Linked DNA regions of Homo sapiens: region 1 is linked to region 2. A link is a loop called in an ENCODE intact Hi-C map of the cell type or tissue named here. Cell type or tissue: HepG2. All regions are shown on one strand. Links, peaks and the distances in the headings refer to the core of each region. The heading gives the core; the rest is flanking DNA. Region 1 overlaps LOC107983981 (a long non-coding RNA gene). Region 2 overlaps ONECUT1 (one cut homeobox 1).

Region 1 (11,907 bases), core at 2,481-10,480, 290 kb after region 2:
AAGAATCAGAGAAAGAAGATGCTAGGCCACTGGCTTTAAAGACAGAGGAAGGGGTTGGAGCCAAGGTAGGTAGCTCTAGATGCTGGAAAAGGCAGGAAAACAGATTCTCCCCAAGAGCCTCTGGAGGAAGCGCAGGGCTGCTGATACCTTGGTTTCAGCCCAGTGCTTATGGCGTCCAGAACTGTGAGAGAATAAATTCTAGTGCATTAAATTTATGGTGATTCATTACAGCAGTCACAGGGAACAAAAAGACAACCAAGACCATTCCTTCCAGGACTAAATCCCTGGTTCTGAGAAATGGACTGTGCGGTGGATTGGCCCCAGCCATGATATTCTCCAAGTATTTGCCTACACTTGTGTTTTCAAGGATAATTTTATGTGATTTGTTCTGCTTTCAAACTTCCCCTAAGATATTGTCTAAAAATATTTGATGACATTTGAAGTATTAGAGTGAGAGATTTTATAAAAGCACCTATGGAGCAATCCAGTTTCTTTAATCTATTACAACTTTTTATATCAAGGTCACCCAATTCTAAGATTTTTATTGACCCTCATTTTCATTTAGCTATATGGACACTTAGCACATTTCTTACTTGCCCCTCCCTGAAATTCTCTTCTCACTTGGAACTTGGGTAGCCAATGGGGTGGTCCCAGACTGAAGGCTGGAAGGCTCAAGACTCTGAAAGGGCTAGTTTCAACTTGAGTCCCAAGGCAGGATGTTTTGAGGTCCCAGCTCGAGGAAGTCAGGCAGGAGGAGTTTCATTCTACTTGTGGAAGGGTCATCCTTTTTGTTCTATTCAGGAATTCAACTGATTGGATGAGGCTCACCCACAGTGGGGAGAGGAATCTGCTTTACTCAGTCCACCAATTCAAATGCTGATCACCTAAAACACACACACCTACCCCCACCCCACACACACCCAGAATAATGTTTGACTAAATATCTGGACCATATTAAAATCAAATGTCTCAAAATTGTACCAAACTTCCAACACTTAAATGTGCATAATTCTAGCAGTGGTGTTTTCATTGTTCCATGTAAAACTGTGAAGATGTCATTGAATCTGCACCTATTTCTTTTCCTTTTCATAGTTAAAAACCAACTTCTCTTGATTCTTCTTTACAAGTCTCTCTCGCAGCATGCCTGTCCTCCTTGCCTTCCTTTTCATTTCTCCTGCCTGTAGAGTAATCCCAGCCCACAGAACCTAACTATTGTTGCTGCTACCCATCAGATTTCATTTAATAAACACTTGCTCTGTGCTAGGTTCTGTACTAAGCACTTTATATATATTATCTCATTTATTTGCTCCCAAAATCCCTTAAAACAGGTATTAGTATCCCGTATTTTGCAGATGAAAAGCAGGTTTGGAGTGGTTAAGTGATCCGTGCAAGGTTTCCTAGCTGGTAAGTAGCAGTGTGAGGATTAAAACCCAGGCCTATCTGAATCTCCAGCATGCCAAACCCTTTTATACTGCCCCCCATGAACTTCATAAAGTTTCTTCCTACTCACGTTTCACGTGGAGTCATTCCCAGTTCCAATCATTTCTATAATCACTGACAGTAAAATCTGGACACATGGCATTTGTTAGTTTCTTTCTCTTCTTAAAAACTTTCAGTACTTCCCTATTGCACAGAGAAATTCATTCCACTGAAGGCTTCCTTAGAGACTTATCTCCTCACCCCTTCCTTCTTCAGTACTTAACCCCACTGAACTTAATCGATTTTTTTGTACATCCATTCCTTCGCTTACTCTTCCTTCCATCTGGTGCAGGTTTCCCTGTCTACTCCAGTGGATACACTTTAATGCATCCTTCCACATCCAGTTCATATATCTTCAACATGGAAAAATACTCCAGGACCTCCACACTTTCTTTTCCCCAATCACAGAACTAAACCTTGGTCCCATAACTTTGGTGAGCATGTAACTTACTTTATTAAAGTTATTTAGTTATCATCCTGTCTTCCCTGTTAGATTATATTTTTTATTCTGATTATTGACAAGCGGAATTTGACAAGGACAGCAGTAGTATCCTGCTCATCCCCAAATTGCATCTCCAGATCTCCTCCTCACTCCTTGAGGACTAAATCAATCATTTCTCCCATTGCTAGGGTGTTTGCCTCTAGCTGAAGACAGCAGCTTACATTTAGTGACTGGTTGGTGTGGGAATACAAAGGTCTGGCATCGCGCTTCAATATGGGCAACTCTGAAGGACCATCCTAGCTCCGGAGCTCCCTTTGAGATTCATTGAGTCCTTTGTTGTCACCGGAGCACCTTCTTTTCTGCCCAGCCATGCTCCCTTCCCTCCTCCACAGGTGTTGATCTAGACAGCACTTCGAATACACGTTCTGCACACAAATCTTCACTTTATGCTTATCTTCCAGAGAACCTGACCTGCGACAGAGAGCTCCGTGCCTGGCTGCCAGCAGTATCTGAGCTGATTGGCAGAAGGAGGCTGGGGTTTGCTGTTCAGGGTGTAGAATTTTTCTTGTTCTCCTCTGCTTTCACTACAGCACTCTTGCTCACTTCTGCATTAAAAGTTTAGATTTTCTTTGGTCTGTTTTTCCATAGAGTAAACCTCTTGGGGGAATAAAAGAGGGCTGGTTGCTTGTCTGCTTCGGAGGGAGCCAGGGAATCTGAATACCTCTTATACTGTCATTCATCCACTTGTCCTGTTTTCAGTTCTTACTCCGCTTTCTTCCATGACACTAGGAGTTTCTAATTCCCGGGCCTTTCCAAGATGCTCTTGGTGGAACTGGCTTAGTTCTTATTCTTCTCTCTTGGTATTTAGCCATCAAATTATCTCTGTTAATTTTTCCAACTTTCCAACTTCCAAAAATTTTTGCTGTCTCCCACTTGCCATTGTCTTCTTCCCGTTTTCTTTACACTTGAAAGTTTGTAATTCTTTTACTCTCCTTTTGGTGGAATTTCTGGAGGAACCAAAGTTGAGCACAGGTGTATAATGTACCATATTCCTGTAACAGGAGTATGGGAGCTTTACATTTGTTGCTAACTTTGGAGCATTTTGATTTTATTTTAAAAGGAAGGCAGCAGTTTCTTAAACAAATTAAAATGTATGGCATTTTAATTTGAAAGTAAATTCTTATTTATTAAGGGAAAATTTGGAGGCTACATAGAGTGCTAGGTTAAAGTCAGCATAGTTTTTTCACCAGAAGAGTGCGAAGGCACCATGAGCCTCTGTCTTACCCAGGCATATGTAGAATCAGAGTCTTGAGCAGGGACTGAGGCTTCCTGTCGGTATTCCTAAGCATCTAAAGAAAAATAAAACCTTTTACCAGTCATTCAAGTGTTTTGTGTCTGCATGTCAAGAACCATTCAGAAGCTCCAAGTATCTGAATATTTGGTGCCCTATAGACAACATATCTCTGTGACTGTCTAAATTTCCCTAATTTAATTTTGATGTTTGGCCTCACAAAGATGCAGCCAAAGCCTGACCAGCTATATCACTGAATATGTCAATTACAGTGGGATCTGAGGGTTGTAAGTTAAAGATCATGCGTTTTTTTTTTTTTTGTTTGTTTTTGTTTTCCCAGACTGTGTTTGATGACCGCAGTCACATTTTGGTGCATGTTAGCCCATGTTTTGAAAACATAAGAGTGTTTTTGAAAAGATAAGGCCTACTTTCTGAAGAGTGGGCGTGTGTACTAGAGGTGGTCGGCAGTGCTGCAGCCTGTCAGTCAAAATCTGCCGGCAATGTCATTCAAGGTCAGAGACCCAGTGAACCACCAATCAAAGTCAGCAGGGCTGCTCATGTTCACTTGTCAGTGTTGGAAAGAGGTCACACGCTCAGTGGTGTGGCTAGTGTGTGAACAATGAGAGTATTTTAGTGGTCAGAAGCACATTCTGCTACCTACCCCCTGGCAATTTCAGGATGCTTGCCTGGGTTTTTCCTATCCTACAGGGATAGAAGGCAGAGTAGTGGAAAAAGCCAACAGTGATTTTATAACTGAGTTATGAATTCCAAATTCTAAAAGCAAACTTGGTAGCTAATTTGACACATAGCTCTGATTAATATCATTTGCTTAGTATCTCTGTCAGTAAGAAAGGATAACATAAAGAAAAACTAGAAATATAATTTTAGATATCTAAAAGAGATATCACCTTTAAACATTTTTTACTTGTTATTCAGTTTGCTTTCCTGCCTTAGCTACCTATTATCTTGTTTAATTTTCACTAGCAAAAACAAGCTTTGCATTTATGGAAAAAATTGGCAATTTTTAGGATGTGCTAACATCACAGATTAAAGCTTGGAAAATTTCAGTTTGATGGCCTAGAAAACAAAGATGACAAAAACGTTAAGCTCTGCCTTTTGGTAGGATCTTGATGGATTTTCAAAACCGAGCCCTCTCTGGAGGTAAAGGGATAATTCATCATCATCAAGAATATTTGCCATTCAAAGTTATTTAAGCAGCAGGAAATACTGGCGTGGGCAGATGTTCAAAGCTCAATCAGAATGTGTCTCCTTGATGGCAAAACCTCCAAAGGAGTCATGTTTTGCTTATTGATGGTAAAATATGCACATATTTCTGTAGATCAACATGCTCCACATAAACACAGACTATTTGGCTAAACATTCAGAATTCACCTGAATATCATATAGATGTAAATGCAAAAACCTGATTTTATGACTTACATTATTTATTAAAATATGTAACTATAGAGTTTTAAAAGTCCATACAAATAAAAGAACAAATAAAGCAAAGGGTATGTATGCTTGGTGTGAGCACTAGAGGTGGAGGTTTTTAAAATATGTAGAATAGTGAAGGTGAAACGCATATTTAGAGTGGTGTTATGGGGCCTGGGGCTTCAGGGTTGGAAAGGCCTTTAGGACTTTCTGTAATTTTGTGGGTGGTGGCATTAAGGTGCTTGTGGAGGAGGCACACATAGTTAATGTCAGATCCAAGTCCTGGCACTGCTTTGGAGTCCTGACGTCTTTCTCTACCAGGCTTGTGGGAATACAGCCTCTTTTCAGATTCACCTGAAAAGGCTTATGGCAGAAGTAAGTTTTCTGAGGCTGCTTACGAGGTGGGAAAAGGAGGGTTTAGACACTGCAGGAATAGTGGATGTAGTAAGGAAATGCTCAGCAGAGGGCTGGGCCATTCAGGTGAAGGAAGCACTGGGTGGTTTACATGGGAGAACCAGGGGCCTATGGTTGCAGAAGGAGTAGTAACGAAAGAGAGGATGCTCAGAATTATCCAGTGAAGCAAAGCAGTTCTCTTTAAAATGAGCTGTCCCTGCTCTAAATTTTGGATTAGAAGTATTCTTAGCTTTCAGTAGCAACACCTTTATACAGGTGAACTGAGGTTTTGAGGGTGATAGGCTCCAGACATAGAAAGTACCTGATTCCAGCTGCAAGGCTTGGCTGGCTTGTTTGATAGCGGAATATGAGAGTGAGATGTGGAGATGTGAGCAAGGGGATACAGATCATGTTTTCCTTCCCTTTCTCTGACACCCTAATCAACACCTCTAGGCTTGGAGGAAAGATTAAAATCCAAGAAAACAAAAGAGGAGTGATTCAAGCATGACTGGTTTCTTTCACAGATGTGGGGGGCTGGCCAAGAGGCACAAGTCAGCCAATTTTCAGCTCTGACAGCAGCTGAGGTCATCAGCTTCCTAATGGCACCCCTTAAGTCCTCCGAGGCCAGGGTGTCCTTTGAACTCAGTGGTTGTTACACTTCCAAAGCTAAGTGGAGAGGGAGAGAAACCTGCAAATTTTGCTGGCCCCTGAGTACACAATTACCTGGCTATTAAGACCTTAGGCTAAGGATGTAGGATTCTCTTATCTTCTCTGACCTGCAAACCAGTAGTTGTTCCTAGCTGACTTATACATATGTGCACATACAATCACACATATATACACTCAATGAGATAGAAAAAGGGAAGGGTAGCCTAACAAAAAGGGCTTCTAGGATGGCAGAAGGACTTTTCTGAGAAAGGCTAATGCCCTGGTTCAAAGGGTGCTTACAATGGTTAGTGAGGACTGTTGAACTGGGAAGGGTTGTCTGTGGGGGACTTTTGTTATGGCTGGATCTAGATCTAAGGGCTGGGTGAGAGCAAGGAGGCTAAGAAATACAAGTAGTCTTGCAATATGCTTTTGAAGGGTGTTTCAGTTCCTGGGGATTCATTGGTCCAGCATTTGTGGAGCTTCAACTTCAGTGGGGGAGAGAGGAGAGGTGTTGTCTTTACTGTTCTATAACCAAACCATTTGGCACGAGGTTATGATATGGGGAGGGAGTGGGGAAGACAGGCTTGGGAACTCTGTGTCAGTGAGAATTCCCAGCAGAGGCAGTATGGTAAATAAGGAAGGTACTTGGAAAACGTCACTAGGATGGAGCATGGTGCACTATTTAAAAATTATATATAGAAAGCTATGTTACATCAGGCAATAAACTATGACTAGTGAGAAACATGTGAGTAATGTTTAAGATGGTCCTTAAGACAAAGCCTGGAACATTTAAATTATTGTGAATTAAAATTTTCAGGATCCTTAATCTACTGAATGTGTTTTGGCTCAAGTGGTAGGCAGTTCAAATAAGAGATAAGAAATAAAATAGTTCTATCAAACTTCTAATTTTATCCATTTTTTATTTTAATTAATTATCTATATATAGCTGTGACAGCAGATGCAATTTAAACCTTGTCCTATACACAAGATGCATCCTGGACTCACACAGCGAATGTGAGACAAGAAGTCCTACCTGGATGACAATATCTGGATTCTTTTTACCTTTGCCCTCCTGGTCCAGGAGTGCTGAGCTCCCTTCCATTATCTGCCCCCCTATGTTACTGTTGATGGTATGGAAAATAGCAGATGGCGTATTACAGAAGCCACCTATGTCACATTCTGCCTTGGGCAGCATGAGGCTTCCCTTTGCAAGGAGATTGCTATTTCTGAGCTGTGTGATAGTTCCTCCCTCCCAAGCTTTATCTTGTCCAGCCTGAGGCTGTGGCCCTCCTGTTCAGCACAGGCAGTTCAGAGGCATGATTAGAAACTTGCTAGGGAACTGGCTTTTGGATTATGGAATAGCAGAGGATTCAGCAGGTGCTAGTGATCAGATCAGGGAAAGCCTGAGGCAGGGAGCCAGCCTAGAGCAAGTAAACACAAGCAGTTGAGTCAGGGCAGTAACTGATCTGGAGAGTGGCCAGTGGCAAGAAGGACTCAAGTGAGAAGAGACAGCTGGTGCAGGGGTGGGGATTATTTGCCAGATTCCAAGGTGTGAGTCAGGCTGAGGTGGCAGTCAAGACATGGCCAGAGCAGAGAGCCGTTTTGGGTTAGGCATGGAAACAGCCTAGCTAGCTCAGTACCCTGGACAGCTCCTGGGTTCAGGTCTCCTGGCAGCTGCCTCTGCAGCTCCATCCTCCTCGGATTGTTAAAGTGGCTTTATGCCAGACTTCTTGTTTATACACGATAAGGCTTGTCTTCAGAGCATTAGTCTAGAGAGCTCCATCCTAGAAGAAAGTGGCCACATATTCTGGCCTGACAGGTAGCTCTATAATTTGTTTGCCCATTCCTTCCTTCCTTCCTTCATTCAATTATTCAGCAAAATCATTAAATCCTACTATGTGCCAGGGCCTCTCCTGGCTGCAAAGACATAACAATGAAAGAGATGCAGCTTTGCATGGCTGCATCTAACTGTTATTGGGGAAGTCAGATATCTAAACAAATAAATAAAAATTCATATAGTGAGGGCAGTTATAGAGATGCACATAATATATTGTGGGAGCATGCAGAAGTTTCACTTGACCCTGAGAGAGTCATGGATGGCTTCCTGGAGGGGTGATCCCCGAGTAGTGTGTCTTGAAGAATGAGAGGGCTTTAGCCAGAGAGAGGAAGAGAAAGTAGTTGGGAGAGAAGGCAAAGCCATTGCACACAGAGGAGCCAACACAAGCAGAGGCAGAAACAGCATGGAGAAAATGTAAGGTATCTTTGGAGGAAAATGTATAAGATGCGGAAGGTTAAGTGATCTCATCTTGGCGCAGGGAAAATCTGTTTTTATCATTGATGGTGTGTTCACCCTCTCTCTTGGCTCACGTTCAGCCTGATACCAAGACACCAACATTTCATTAGGGACATGTGAAAGCCTTTTAAATCCAGATGAGTTGGTGAGACATACTGAGTCTGCATGGATAGCCCTCATTTGCTCCAACATCAAAAATTAACAGAAACCACTCATGTGAATGTGAGAGCAATTCATGCCTGTCAACAACTCCATTGACTGCTCTAACCACTGGCAGGCCTCTTGGAAGCCCCACTGCCCTATTCTTGGTGTGACAGGGAAGGAACAGGATTTCAGCCAGACTTTGGAGGGAGGTAGGGTTTTTGACTGTGGGTGAAAAGAGGAAAGACAGGCTCCTTAGGGGAAATATATGAATAAAACAAAAATGCAAAGAATACAAAGGATAAGGATAGTGAATTTATTGGACTAGAGTGAAAAAAAAGCTTATCCAGTGCTTCAGAGATAGAGAAAACCAGAAAGGTGGGTTGGAACCAGGTGACCATGAGCCACAAAGGCTAGACAGTGTTGAGGCCATTAATGAGAACCAATTGTTGTGCTGTCCAACCCAACCATTTAATTTTTGGTAATATTATTGCTACTTGTGACATTTCTTTCCTTCTTCTCCAGCACATCACCAGTTTCATTTGTTAATTCACTCATCTATTTACTTACTTAAGCTCCTCTGCATCACTATTTTATTAACATCACAGAAGACTCTTGCAAGGGTGGTAACTTGAGTTTCTGTACTGTATATCTATTTTCTTTCTTTTAAAAAAGTAGCATTATTTTCTTTTGATGATTCTTATACAGAAGTCTGTAGGACGTTCTAATTTGCATATATTCGTTAGCATTAGGGCAGGTCAAATTTGAGACTGTGCATGAGGTCAGAGCTCTCATGAATGGGATTAGTGACCTTATAAAAGAGGTTCAAACCTGGGTGCAGTGGCTCACGCCTGTAATCCTAACACTTTGGGAGGCTAAGTGGGGAGGATCACTTGAGCCCAGGAGTTTGAGACCAGCCTGGGCAACATAATGAGACCCTGTCTCTTAAAAAATAATAATTTGATTAAGTGTTTTTAAACTTAAAAAAAAAATTTGAGACTGTGGATTAGGGCAGAGCTGCAGGCCTTTTCTGTCTGTAGCTTCTCACTTTGCCTCAATTCAGCCCCTGTTATTTGATCTGCTGTCTATGAAGGCAGTGTCATGTACAACGGCTGCAGTCTGAATTCTGGTTTTGCCCCTTACTGGCTTTGGGATCTTGGGCATCACTTCCTGAGCACTGGATTCCTAATCTGAACTTCTGAGGTCATTATGAGACTTAAATGAGATAACGTGTGTTAAGTGCTTAACTCGTCTACTCAGCATATTGTAAGTGCTCAGTAAACAGTTGCTATTTATATTATTATCAGAAATTAGCCATTGAGCCATAGACCAGAACTTAGAGAAACCTTTGAGATGGTTGAGGTAGAGGTGAGCAAGGATTAGACACTGTTAACAAGATCTTCTGATCCCTGGCCCAGAGCTTTCTCTAATCAACACCAAGTCCCCACAGCCTTGTCTGTGGCAAGATTTCAACACAACTATTAATGATGTGGGGAAACTTCCTCTGAAATATACAGACCTCTGTTCTAGAGTAAGTGTGTATTTACAGCATCAAGACAGATCATTAACCCAGTCCTCAAAATTAAAGAGCAAGTACAAATCAAAGTAAACCATTGTAAAACTCCATAAGTGATACAAATGCTTCAATAGGCTTTCATTGAAAAGCTCCCAAATTGTGCTAGTGATTTCATAATTGTCAGAATCAGAAATGAAAGAACACTTGAAAATGTGTTCTGCCTTATTTTATCAGTTAGAGAAGATAAGGAAGTATTTTCCAGTGTTTCCTTCCATAGCCCCTCTCTCTTTCTGTCGATCACCACCCTGTCCCCGCATTTATCTATGTGTCTGTTGGTCTAGCTGTCATCTATCTCCAATCCTTGGCTTAATTCTCCAGAGTATATCTGTCACATACTTTTTCTCATGAGGTTAACTGACCAGGGAAACAGTCATTTAGATTTTTTTTGAAACTATATTGCTGGTTGTTTTCTAGGTAAACTCAGTTCCTGGTCTTGAATGAAGGCTACAAATCCTAAAGCTGAGGCTGGCACAGCTTTGAGAAGTGGGGCATATCCTCAATGGAAGTGAATACTTCCTTCCTTGACCTTGCAGCTTAAGTCTCCATCCCTCAATTTTCATTAACTGCCTGGCCCAGTGGATTTTCCTCGAGATATTAATGTCTTCTCTTCACAACAAGACACCAAGCTCTTGAAGAGCATAGGTCCTGCTTTCTTGATGTCATCAGCATTTCCTGACCCAATGTCTTGTATATGCTGGGGCTCACTACATGGAGATTTGACTTCCATCAGGACACTCAATCATTCTTGTCATAGAGACAAGAACAAGGGCATCCCAAGGCAACCACAAAGGCATTGCATTGCATCTTCAGCCACCAGCCACCCTCGGAGAAGTTCTTCCTCCTTGGAACAGAAGTGTTTATCCCATTAGTATAGGGAGATCATATCTGTCCAGTAGCCTCCTTTCTATGCATCTCTGCTTTTCCTAAGAAACAATTAGATATACATTTATAATGTATATAATGATAGGTCAAATTTATTATGTGCCCCTCTCTCCTTCAGGATGTTTACATTTTAACTGTTGAAATAGATCCCATTAAGTTCAGGCAAAAGGAATGAAATGTCAATTATGGGAATTTCAGGCATCAGTAACAGTATGTGTGAGTGTGTGTGTGTGTGTGTGTTTACGTATTGTGGGAGAGGCAGCTGCACAGGGAAGCCAGGAAATGGGACCTTTCTGGCTTTGGAATTTATGCCAGTAGGTGACCCCTTCCCCTCACAAGATATGCATAAGATTGTCCCTTTTCGGTTATGTTTTTGCTTTCCTTTGGCATTCTCCTCCCTTGCAATGAAAGTTTCTTGACATTTTGCTGGCTAAGAAATGATTAAATGGGAAACATTAAAAAGTGGAGACCCTCTTTAGTATCTGTGATTATTTTTTCTTTCCTGGAACACTAAAGAAGGACTCTAGCCTTTGCTTCTGATTCAGTCCCCTTCCTTAGCCAGCCACAGTCAGCGTTTGACTGTCTTGTTCTTTCTGGGATCATCATGTTTCCTGGGGCAGGTCGAGGAGCACTTGATTATGTCTAAGATAGCAGCTGGCAAAGCACCCTGAGCATAGTCAGTTTATTTTAGAGTTTGAGTTATTTTGTTACCTACTCTGGGCCCTGTCTTCTGGAGGGAGTTCACGATCTCTATTCGCAGACTTGACATTTCCTGCCCTTTCCTTCAGTCCCAGCTCTTCTTTCTGTCATTCGTAACTCTGATTCCAGAGTGACCTACTGTGTTTAGGTTTTTATTCTTGTACACTTCACAGTGACATCTTTTATTTTGATATATAGAATCATCCATCTTTAAAGGATTTCTCTAGTATGCCCTGCATCTTCTGTGGAATAGAATTCTCCAAACCACCTCTTCCCTTCTCTCCATTTAGCCTTCTTACAAAGTCTCTTTCATGGCTTTGTCAGGAACCTTTTGCATTTACCTGACTGCTGACCACATTTTCACCTTATTACTGGATCCTTCTCATTCCTCCTCTCTCCATGGGAGCCATGCTCCTGTCATTCTGAATTATTTGAGGTTCCCTGGAAATACCATGCCCTTTCATGCCTCTGAACAGGTTGTCTGTCTGCCTGACATTCCTTCTAGCTCTCCTTTCTTCCTTTCTTCTGCAGACATAATGTCCCTCCTCATCTGATCCTGCTGGGGCACTGCCCATCACTCTGTGAATTCTTATGCAGCCTGCAAGTCTTAGACAATTGCTCCTCTGGGCTTT
Region 2 (11,907 bases), core at 1,990-9,989:
CACAGAGGGTTATCTGTGTGGGGTGCTGTGGGTGATTCTTTTATTTTTTTTCTTTATTAGTGTTTTACCCTGCAGCTCCAGCTCAAAGGATGTATATAATACTAATAATTTGCAACAAGAAATGAAGTTATTTATTTATTTATTTATTTATTTTTTGAGACAGAGTTTCGCTCTTGTTGCCCAAGCTGGAGTGCAATGGCTTGATCTTGGCTCATTGCAACCTCCGCCTCCAGGGTTCAAGTGATTCTCCTGCCTCAGCCTCCCAAATAGCTGGGACTACAGGCAAGCGCCACCATGCCCAGCTAATTTTGTATTTTTAGTAGAGACGGGGTTTCACCATGTTGCTTAGGCTGGTCTTGAAATCCTGACCTCACGTGATCCTCCCACCTCGCCCTCCCAAAGTGCTGGGATAACAGGCGTGAGCCACCGCACCTGGCCAGAAGTTACCTTTTAAAAAAGCATTGAAATTAAAACATAAATTAAGAAATAAGATACAAGGTGCTTGAACATGGTAAGTATCAAACAAATGTTAAAAAAAATTTACTAAGGCTATGTCATGACAAAAGCAGAATTCAAAAAAGTATATATAAGCGGTACAATAATTAACTTTTTGGAAAAAATCTCCACCCTTGTGTTGAGGGTAGTGCTCCAAAATGATATTGTAGTTGTGTCTGAGTGTATTTATTACTTTAAAAGAGGAAACTGTATGGTAGATATAATGTTTTATAAGCTTGCATTTTGAACATCTTTCACACATTGAATTGTCTTTCATAAAAGAGCTAGAATAAGAGGTTGAGGTGGGCAGATCACCTGAGGTCAGGAGTTCAAGACCAGCCTGGCTAACATGGCGAAACTCTGTCTCTACTGAAAATACAAATTGTAGCCTGGTGCAGTGGTACACACCTGTAATCCCAGCTACTCGGGAGGCTGAGGCAGGAGAATCACTTGAACCCAGGAGGCGGAGGTTGTAGTGAGCTGAGATTGCGCCACTGCACTCCAGCCTGGGTGACAGAGCAAGACTGTCTAAAAAAAAAAAAAAAGAGCTAGAATAAGCTAGAATAAGGGGACCACCACTGAAGCACTTGGGAGCATTTTCAACCTACGCAGAGGGGTGGTCACCCTGTACTACTTCTCTTTTAATTTCATTACTCAGATAATTGCACTGGGCAGCATCTTCTAGGGAGGCAATTTTCTGGCCAAATAATTAAAAGAAGTAAGAGCCATTTAGTACTTTCCCTAGAAAGTTATCTTTTGGGAGATGGGAGAGGCCCTTGATTATTTTTAAAGAGGAACACACACACACACACACACACACACACACACACACACACTCTTAAAGAGCCATAGACTATCTCTTAAGAATATACAAGAAACTGGTAACAGGGGTTTCTTCTAAGGGAGGGGGACTTGGGGACTTAGGGAATATGATTGGGAGGAAAACTTGTTTTTTTCTGTATACATTTTCATGCTGTTCAAATTAAAATAATGATGTGCATTTAGTATATGTTCAAAATATTTATTAATTAAAAACAATTCTTTAAAAAAGTCTGTTGCTTATGGAACAACTGTGAAAATAACTAGATCGGAGGAAAGTAAAATGTGTTTTCTTATGAAAATATGCTTGCCATTAAACTGATTAGTTTCCATCACAGATAGATTTGTAAGTGACTCAAACCAAGACTTTCCAACATTTGTCTGCCCCACCTACATGTCTGTGCTTCTGTCTACTCTGCTGTTCTCTTTGTTTATAGATAGACAGCTCTTGAGCTACCATTACTGGGGAGTTACTTTTGTTTCTCTAACAGCAGGGATGGATTTGGGCTAACCCCTTCCACTGGTTCTTCAGGGCTCCTTGTACCCAGGGAAGTGGCTGGATGGAATGTGAGTAACCATCACTGCCCACCAACACCGGGAAGTGAAAACTGGACCCAAAGGACCCACAATCTTCACCTCATTAGCATCGTGCTCACATCATGTCTCTCTCAGTAAGTAACAGGTTCCGGTGAGGCAGAAACAATCTAACTGATTGGATGCCTCAAATCTGTACAGAAGCCAGAGAGCCCACCTATCGTAGGAATGTATTTGAGAGGGTGAACTATTCTGAAACATTCCATCTTTATATTGACATCCACATAACCACTCTGCAGCTAAAGGTATATCCAAGCACCCAGCTTCCCATGCCAGAAGCAAGGAGCCTGTTCCATTTCCATTTTCACTCTCCACCATGTCTACTCGACTTTAGAAATAGCTCTCAAATTTTGCCACCCATTTTCTCCACCTTTGCTGACAATGACATATAATCAGACCCTCAGAATCTATTGCCACTTCTAGCTAGTCCCTTGCGACTTTTCCTCCCATTATCTTCCTCTCCAGCATGCTTTCAAAAGCACAAATCTGACCATTTCATTCCACAACAGGTCACAACTTCCTTTGGGCTGCACCAACACACCAGGTCCTTTGTCATCTCCTTTCAGTCTCCTTTCCAGTTTTCCTGGCTGCTCCCACAGAACTTTATTTCTACCCAGATCAGAGACTTTGTCGGTATTTATTTTCCTGCATGCTTCCTCCCTGTGAGCTCCTTCAGGATACAATAAACACCTCATTCCTCTTTCGTGCCCCTGTACTCAGCCTAGTGCCTGGCACATAGGAGGCACCCGATCAGTGTTTGGGCGAATGAAGGAAAACAGACCTTTTGAGTGATGTAACATGGCCATCAGTGGTGCTTCTCAGACTTTAATGGACACAAGAATTTCCTGGGGGTCTTGCTGAAATGCAGATTCAGGTTCAGTAGGTGTGGGGTGGAACCTGAGGGTCTACAGTTCTTACAAGTTCCCAGGTGAGGTCGATGTTGCTGTTTAGGGAGCCACACTTTGAGTAGTGAGGACCTATAGAACATTAATAACTTTTTTAGATGGAGGAGCATGTTGAATCAATTATTCCTCTAAGGATCTTGAAGTTTTGAGTGAACTTTTGATTTCAAAAAGATCAAAAGAAGTAAAAGATTTTATAAACACACACAAACACACAGTTATACAGAGTAAGCTACAGAGCTATAGGTTATTCCAGAAGTAAGTAGGAAAAGGGAGTAAAAATAAGAGTCATCTACCCTTAAATTCTCAATACCATTATTCTAATTTGCCACTTGAATTTATATTAGAATCACCGGGGAAACTTTTTAAGCAGCACATATTCTCCCCCCTTCTCTCCCTCCAATCTGATTTGCTCTTCTAGAGGAATAGGACACCCTCAGTCCATGGCTCCCTACCACTGAAAACCACAGCTTTGGAGAATGCTTTTGTAATTGATGGCAATGTTTTGTGTCACTCAGCTGTGCTGGGAAAGAAACAAGCTTTTAGCTTCATAGTAATTCTGATCTAAGAGCTCTTCTACAAAAGGAGTTTAGCCAGGGCCCCCACGCATGCTGTTGTTCCCTCTTCCTGGAAACTTCTTCCTCCATTTCTGTCCCAAGTCCTACTCATCCTCCAGATCTTCAAAATTGTCCCTTCATCACACCTTAAACTCCTCCTTCCTGGAAAACACACACACACACACACACACACACACACACACACACACAAAAAAACATGTAAAGTTATTTGTTCTCTTCCCTGCTAGACTGTGAGTTCCAAAGAAAAATTGTGTTGTACATTCCATTCCCGGTCCTGAGCACGGAACTTGCTACAGCAGGTGCTCAAATGAGTGAAAAAATTAACTCTTTTTTCCATATTTAATGAAATTCCCTCTTTTACTTATTTTATCCTCCCGTCCAAAAATGGCTGAATGTAATTCCTATGAGAGCTGATATTTAGTATGGGGCTAGAACCTGCTTAAATGACAATAGAGTATGTCTTGAGGTTTGTTTGGTCTGAATTGCTTGGGTTGAGGAATCAGACAAAAACAATGTTTCTACCTCCTCAATGTTAAAAATAAATAATAATCACTGCCTACCAAACAATATGTATCATATATGTAAGATATGAAGCACAAAAACAAAATGAACATCTATGAGTCCACCACTCAATAAAAGAACTAGAACATTAGTTGCCTTGTGAAGCTACAGGGTGTTCTTGCCTCTTATCTCCCTGCCTTCCCCTATCCTCTAAATTTATGTTTATTACTCATTTTTTTAAAAATAGTTTTTATATATCATGATTTATTTATGCATTCCTTGTCAGTGAACGTTTAGGCTTTTTCAGTTTTTCTGCTCTTAGGAACAATGCTGCCAAGAACAGTCTTTGCATGTCTCTAAGAGCATTTATGAATTTACCTATAATATATGCCAAAGGGTAGAATTGCTAGATATATGTAGGTCCAGGTTGAGAAGATGATGCCAAGTCATTGACACTATGTTTTTGTAGTGAAGGTGCCAATTTACTTTCGTTTCCACCAGTAGTGGCTAAGAGTTCCTAATGACCCATATCCTTGCTAACAGCTTGTCTTACTAGAACACAAGCAATGGAATCTCAAGCTGCAGCACTTTGGGGCCAGAAGGCAGAGCTCCTGCCTGGATAGGTTATTTCCTCCTGACCACCTGACAAGGGACTGGCCCCCTGAGGCTTACACTTTGTTGAGACCTGAAACTGCAGACAGAGCACTAAACTTAGAAGAGACTAGGGCCCCAACTAAGCTTCCCCATGGATAGATACATAGTCATCATAGAAGGCAATCAATCATAGAATGTGACACCTGGAAGGGACCCTAAAGCCAAATCCTTCATTCTACATTTATTGAGACTGAGGCCCAGAAAGGTTAAATTACTTGACAATGTCTAAGAGCTAATTACTACAGAAATCTTCCTCTGGGGCACTTTATTCTTAATCCAGAGAGGGTTTTCTTTTTTTTTTTTTTGTAACTGAAGATGGTGTAATACGATCCATTACATTAATAATGACTGTAAATATTCAAATAACTGACTAGTTTATTTAATTAATTAATTTATTTTGAGCTGGAGTCTCGCTGTCGCCCAGGCTGGAGTGCAGTGGTGTGATCTAGGCTCACTGCAACCTCCGCCTCCCAGGTTCAAGTGATTCCCCTACCTCAGCCTCCCGAGTAGCTGGGACTACAGGTGCAGGCCACCACACCCGGCTAATATTTTTTTTTTGTATTTTAGTACAGACAGGGTTTCACCCTGTTGGCCAGGATGGTCTCGATCTCCTGACCTTGTGATCTGCCCGCCTCGGCCTCCCAAAGTGCTGGGACTACAGGCGTGAGCCACCGTGCCTGGCCGACCAGTTTATTTAAAAAAAAAACTTGTTTAACTTAAGTGGCATGAATTTGATAACTTTCATTTCTTTGGTTATAAAGACGGGTGATATTATTCGATGGGATAAAGAAACCAAAATTATAGTTTCAATATGCAAATTTAACTCTCCTAAGAGACACTGGTCTCCTGGGGGATAAACAGTCCCCAATTATCTGATTGATCATTCTTGTCCTTGGATCATTCCCCATACCCACCAGGCAAATACTAGGTGCCTCCTTAAAAAGCCATTTTTGTAAGGAAAACTTTAAATTCATTAAATTTAAAATCATCTTCCCCTTAGGAGCACTCATAATTAGGCTATACTAAGACTCTGGGAACGATCTATGGAGATATGGCAAACTAGCCTCCGTGACTTGACGGTTTCTAATCCACATGCGAATGTGGAAAAATGCCAAAAAGAGACCAATCTTCAGCAGAGGTACTTAGCGCTCTCCAGAGTATGCATAATAACCGAGTGTGGTATATAAGTCTAGGGCAGAGGCATCTGTCTCCATCCATCAGACAGTAAATGTGGAGCTGGGGAGGAAAAGGAGTGCTTCCTAACAGGATGGGTGTTGGTGTGAACAAAGGGGGCTTTTGAAGCCTGTAGTGGAAATTTTCCTTCTGGAGCTGTGTCCTTCAGGAATTCTCTTCCTCCCTATCCCTTCCCATCTGCCTGGTCCTCTCTACACCAAGTCCTCTTTTACCATTTAAACAAATCTTTTGGTTTAACAACGTCTGCAGGCAGATGCTAAAAGCTTTCTGTGAGGCAGCCCTTTTTTAATGTCAGGATGAAACTCAGGAGCTGTTTATTACTCTGGGGTGGGGGGCTTGGAGGGAAAGAACACCAAGTAATTTTGTGCAGGAATGCTGACCAAACAGTACTGAGGTACTTCTGGTTCCAGTTTTCCTCCTAGCAGTCATTTTAATCAGCACTTCCCCCTTTTAATGAGCTGGTAGTGCCATTACATAATCACCCAGCTCACTGGATTAATGATGAAAAGAGGAACTGATTTTTCCAGTTGCATCATTTGAAGTAAATGTTAACTTTCTTTCTGAGTCCTTAGTTAACCGCATTAGTGTGACAAATATGTCTTTGTCTAGCATAAGTAATTAGAATTTAATCACTTTAACTGCATCTTAATTACCCCAAATGAATTGAAAGGACATTTAATAGCAAAGATTAAATTGCCTTAATGAACGATTTTTGTGACTCCATCAATACTCGAATCGCTTTAGCCACTCCTCTCACGCACTTCAGTCGCAGAATCTGCAGCGAGCACAGAGGTCACTAGGTGGCGCGCTTCGCTCGTTTGTTTATTTAATTTTCCCCATTGATCTGTTTTAGAAGACAACAGGAAAGAAAGCAAAAAGCACATAGTTTATTGCGTTCCTTCGATAACCTCTCTTTGGGACTATGAGATCATCACCAGATGTGAAAACGAAAGCAGTGATTTCAGAAACCGTCGATTCTGAATATCCCGTGGCGGCATATGCAAAGGAAGATGAGAAACACATGGTGACTGGAAACATGCAGTGTTTGACAGAAATTGCAAGATGCCCTCTAGACAACTCCCAGCCTATATACTCTGTTTTGGTCAATTTATTACTTTTTAGTGCAGAGCCCTAAAATTTGAGTTACAGGCAATCTTTGAAATAGCAAGGCAGGCACTGATGTGGAGCCAAGAAGTGTAATTGCTGTCCAAGTGCAGATCAGAATGCCAATGCCTGAAGGTATGGGAAGATCTGAGCCCTTGGGCCCCCCTCAAGGCAAGGGACCGAATGGACCAGCCCCACCCACAGGCACATCTAATGAGATAGGTCTTGTCCATCAATAATTGTTTAAGTGAACAAAGGGATGGGAGGCTGGGGTTTCACATCTACTTCTGGCACTTCCTCACATTTTCTGGCTGCTTCTTCAAAAAAGAGTAATAAAAAATCTCTTTTACAAGTCTTGAGTATAAAAGAAATAAGTTTTCATAAGTGACTCTTTTTGAGAGTCCCAAAGGAAAGACACACTTTCTCTAATTTCAAGAGCTTATTATGTAGAGACTTTTGAATCAGTTATTTCCACATTCTGACTCCACTAACCTGGTGCACCTGTCCTGGCAACAGAAGCATGGGATGGAGGATAAAATGTTCTGGGCTTTGGACTGGGAAAGCTGAGCTCAGGGCATCACTGTTTTCCAGTGGTGTTATCACAAGTAAATTATTTAACCTCACTGAAGAGAGCAACAGGGAAAAAAGTGGTAAATACCACTTAGACTAATGGTTCCCAAACTTGGCTGCACATCAAAATCACCTGGGAGTTTATAAAAATCCAATGCCCATGTCACGTCCTGTACCAATTACATCAAAATATCTGAAGCTGCAGCTAGGCATCAGTTTTTTTAAAGGTCTCTAAGTGATTCCAATGTATAGCAAGATTTGGGAACCACTGGTATAAATGTTGAGTCTTCAATGAGAACATCTATGTTCCGATCACAGTACCCAACAAATAGAATGTGCACAAAAAACTTAAGCTTCTTCCTTATCAGTTACTATGACAAATGAGATTGGTTGTACTTTAGGGTCTAGTTCTGTCCAGCTGTTGTCTTATTAAATTGCCTCATCTAAAAGAGAAGAAAATTTCTTTTTTTCTTCAACTTTTATTTTGAGTTCCAGGGTACATGTGCAGGATGTGCAGGTTTTTTACACACGTAAACATGTGCCGTGGTGGTTTGCTGCACAGATCAACCCATCATCTTGGTACTAAGCCCAGCATCTATTAGCTATTAAGAAAAGAAAATTTCTAGAAATTAATTTGTTACAATTTTATGATACCGTAACATCTCTTGGAAGAGACATATGTGGATGCTTCTATAGCAAGACCCTGTGATAAGTAATTTTTATGTTTGTATCAAAATAATCAGATTGTCTTGTGATTGGTCTAGTCACCTAGCCCAATCTTATTATCTCAGGAGGAAATTAAACTTCGTTAGTATTAACATACTTGTATTAAAATAAGAACCTATACAAACCTATTGATAGAAGGTAGGAATTTATGATTGTGCACTAAATCCATTCACATAAGAAATATTTTTCTTTTTACTGGACTCTATGAGACTGACATTTTTTATGTAGAAATAATGTGGCTTTCTTCTCCCAAAGATGCTTATCCATCTTATTCAAATAGAGACACAATGAGAGTATTATTTAATAAATATTTGTTAAATGTTTTCTCCAGCATTATAAGAAATGCACCCTCTAACAACCACAACTTCAGTAACACCTTCCTTCTGTTGCTACCCTAGGTTGGGGGCCATTCAATTTTACCAAGAGTGTGGAAATTCTGCTGTTTTAATGGGGACTGAAAGGAAACTAGTCATTTCTCATTCAAACCATCAAGGCTCCTAGATTGATTTAAAATATTAAGTCGGTGTTTAAATATTCCAATAAATGGACTTTACAAAGAGCACAAGCAATGTCACTTGAGGAACAAGGCCTCAAGCTGAGGAGCAGGATATTGGAGAGCCTCCTTCTTAATTACCCACCTTTATTAGACTTGAGGATTTTCTGTCTTACAAGAAAATCAGAAATAAATTTTATTGGTATGCTCTGTAAGAACGATTTCTTCTGATAACTTGGGGTAGCAGCATTTGTTTGATTAGCTGAATTTGCCATGAATGTGGAAATAATGACATCAAAACAGCTCGTGTAACAACCTCCTTAAAGACCTCGTAGATTAGAGATGACTATAGATTTTCCCCAGCGCGGATCAAAGGGACTGAATTGAACGTTTTAGCTTAATGATCCAACCCCTGTCACACCCACAGGGACGCGAATTCCGATTTTATAAGCAGGTGTGCACGTGCACTCAGATACTCACACAAAGCCGCGTGGAGGGACGAAAAGATCAACCACCCGATCGACGAGGATAGGTTTGATCTTTTCGATTACCTCAGTGTGCCAGTGTATATTCCCGGCTGGGCCTAGCGCCCTAAGAAACTTCGGAACTTTAGCTGTTAATTTTTGTTTTCTTACTATGACTTCCCAAAGACATTCTATCTGCCTACCGGGGCGAAGAGAAATGGGACCAGGCGTCAGGGCGGTGGGACCCTGTCCAGGGTCCTGACTCCGCGCCAGGGCTCCAGACCAGTCGGCCTCCGAAGGCCCTTTCACCCACCCCACACAAGAGGAAACAAAGACTTCTCAGCTCAAGGCCTCAGGGCTGCCTCCTGACTCCGGTCAGTTTGCAGGAAGAGGAAACAACAAAACAAAGGAACCGCCAATCCGCCGGGTATTATATCCCTCAGCTCCAACCTCCGACTTCGGACCGCCAGGGTCACCTTCTCTACGCTGACCCCGCTTTTCTTAAATGAAAACACGCCAACAAAAGCATACTTCGGATACAAAATCCAAGTACGCATCTTTTTTGGGGAGGTTAGAGCTGAGGTGTACTTCGGAAGATGAGAATTTTGTTTTCATGAATTGGGTAACACCCAGGCATTGTTAGGTACCCCGACAGACCCTCTAGATATCCTTCTCTTCCTCCTTCACACTTTCTTCCTATCAAAATAGTTATTGTTTTGAAATTCACTAGAACAACGACGTTCTAAAAACAAAGGCGCAGCAAGCATCCCTTTCTTCGCTGCCGCGGGCTGAACCACGGACGCTCGCGGGTCGCCCAGCCCCGACGGCCCGCAGGGGGCGCGCGCCGCAGCCGCAGCACAGCCCGGCTACCCCCAGAAAGGGAGCCGAATGGAGGGAAGCAGGGAGCGCGGAGGGCTCGAGGCTTGCAGATAAGGAGAGGCGCATCCTGGGATTTGGGTCCTCTGCTGCTACAACACAACCGTGCTATTGTTGGCACTGTCCGACCCAAGTGTCGGTGGTAAGCGGCGATGTCGGGGCTGGGTCTCTAGCAACCGCTGTGCCCTGGGTCAGGCTGGTCGCCCCAGCTACCGGGATCCCTCTCCGGATGCTTCCAGGGCGATAGGTGCTGCACCCATTGACGGGATAGCCGCATACCTCCGAACAGGTAGTGGAGTTCGTCTCTGGCAGGCATCCTAGCTGCGCTGACACCAAGGTCGCCACACAATAGCCATCAGCCCCCCTTAAGCCCCAGAAGTAGGTTTCCCCTGCCCCAGCCATAGCGGTTCCAGTCGTCGCCACGAGCCCACTTCTTATCCCCAAGCGCACCTCCCTCTCCTCACCCGGGTTTATGCCCGTTACACAGAGAGAACTACACAGGGGGAACTATGGTCCTACACCCTCGAGGGGACAGACACCGGCCGTGAGACAGGCACCACGCAGAGCCTTCTGGTGACTGTCCGCAGGAGCGAGACCTTTTTTGGTTTTGCAGTCGGCTAGGTGTGTGTGTGTGAGGGTCCCCAGTTGACTACCGGGATGCACTGCCACTTTTCGGCCTGGCGGGCTCTGGGACTCCTTGGTCTCCGTAGGAGGCCATCCTAGGCCTTCGGAGGAGGCGCTCCCAGCTGGCGGCGCCCCTCGCCCCGGGCTCAGAGGCGGACACGGTCGGTCGCGCCCTGCTGGCCCTTTGTTCGCGCCGCAGCGGGCTGGGAGCAGCTGCGCGACACCAGACCCACAGCGCCAAGACGCGAAGCGCGAGGAAACCGCTGCGCTTGACTCCTTCTCCCCCAACTCTTGGACCCAGGAACGCTTCCAGCTCCTGCGTCCCACACGCCCAGTCCTGGCTTCTCTCCCGGCCCAGAAGTCTTCAAGGATTGAAGGGCTCTGCCTAGGGCCCCGCACTCCTGCCTGACTCCCATGGCCCAGAAAAGCAGGGGGACATTTGAAATGTCACCCCGGGATAAATATTAACAAAAAAGCAAATGGACTTGTGCAGGGGCCAGTTATCAATCAACCAGGCCGCAAGGCCACTCAGGGCAAACACAGCCCAGGTTGGGCTGGGCGAGACTTTCTCATGGCCGCCCCCCGACCGAACCCCTCCCCCCTTGGCTCAGGTCCTTCTTAGGTCGTTCTGGGGCAAACACCGGACGGGAAGGGGGCGCCGCCAACTCCCCCGCGGGGTTTGGAGGTTTCCTCGCCTCCAAGTCCCGCAGGGCAGGGTCGGAGTGCCCAACACCCACCCCCGCCCGAACCTCGGGCCTGCGCGCCGCCTTCCCCTGGGTCCGCGGTGCTGCGCTTGCTGTTGGGTGTGTGTCGCTGTCTCTTTCCGAGCCGGCAGCTCCTGCTGTGTGGCCGAAGCCCTCTGGAATCTTTAATTGGAAACTAATCTTGGTCTTGATAGACGCCCACGTCAGAGGCGCGCCACCCACCCACACCCCCCGCCTCATCCCGGAGGAGACGCGGCGAGAACCCTGTCGCTCTGCTCTTTAATGGGGCAGCAGCAAGTAGTACATGGAGGGAACATATATTGATTTTTAAAAGGTAGTTAATTTGGTGGGAATTTCCTCCTGTCGCCCTTCTTCCACCAGCCGCTGTTATTTCGTGACCGGAAGGCGCCTCCCCAAACACAGCGCCACGTGCAAGAGGGTTTTGACCCTCTGCAACAGGCTGCCGGCAACTGGAGGACAGAGGGGCGTGGAGAAGCCACCACTCTCCCGCTGCGGAGCGAAGGAACCGAGCTCAGTGAGCCCTGACCTCGCAAGGTGGTTGGAACGAGACTGGGGAGGGTCTCTGAGCGCAACAGCAAGGAAAGCTGC

What was found. A loop is a pair of places that touch in the nucleus more often than their neighbours do. Peaks named below come from ENCODE experiments on the same cell type or tissue, not always from the same donor. Only the 100,000 strongest peaks of a DNase experiment are listed, where the experiment ranks them.
Region 1: a loop joins it to region 2, with 17 times the contacts of the local background. A loop is called at or near these places in 3 of 110 quality-filtered maps.

What each region holds. Positions count from the first base shown.
Region 1 is chr15:53,065,042-53,076,948 of GRCh38, forward strand. The region is part of intron 4 of LOC107983981 (a long non-coding RNA gene); the gene reads left to right. Among named protein-coding and RNA genes, the nearest start is that of LINC02490, 45 kb to the right of the region's middle. In HepG2, for the core only: no CTCF peak of the experiment used is centred there; a DNase peak (open chromatin) is centred at 7,340.
Region 2 is chr15:52,774,162-52,786,068 of GRCh38, forward strand. The region is part of intron 1 of ONECUT1 (one cut homeobox 1); the gene reads right to left. Among named protein-coding and RNA genes, the nearest start is that of ONECUT1, 10 kb to the right of the region's middle. RefSeq lists an enhancer at 6,317-6,366. In HepG2, for the core only: a CTCF peak has its summit at 6,530 (motif pointing right); a DNase peak (open chromatin) is centred at 6,540.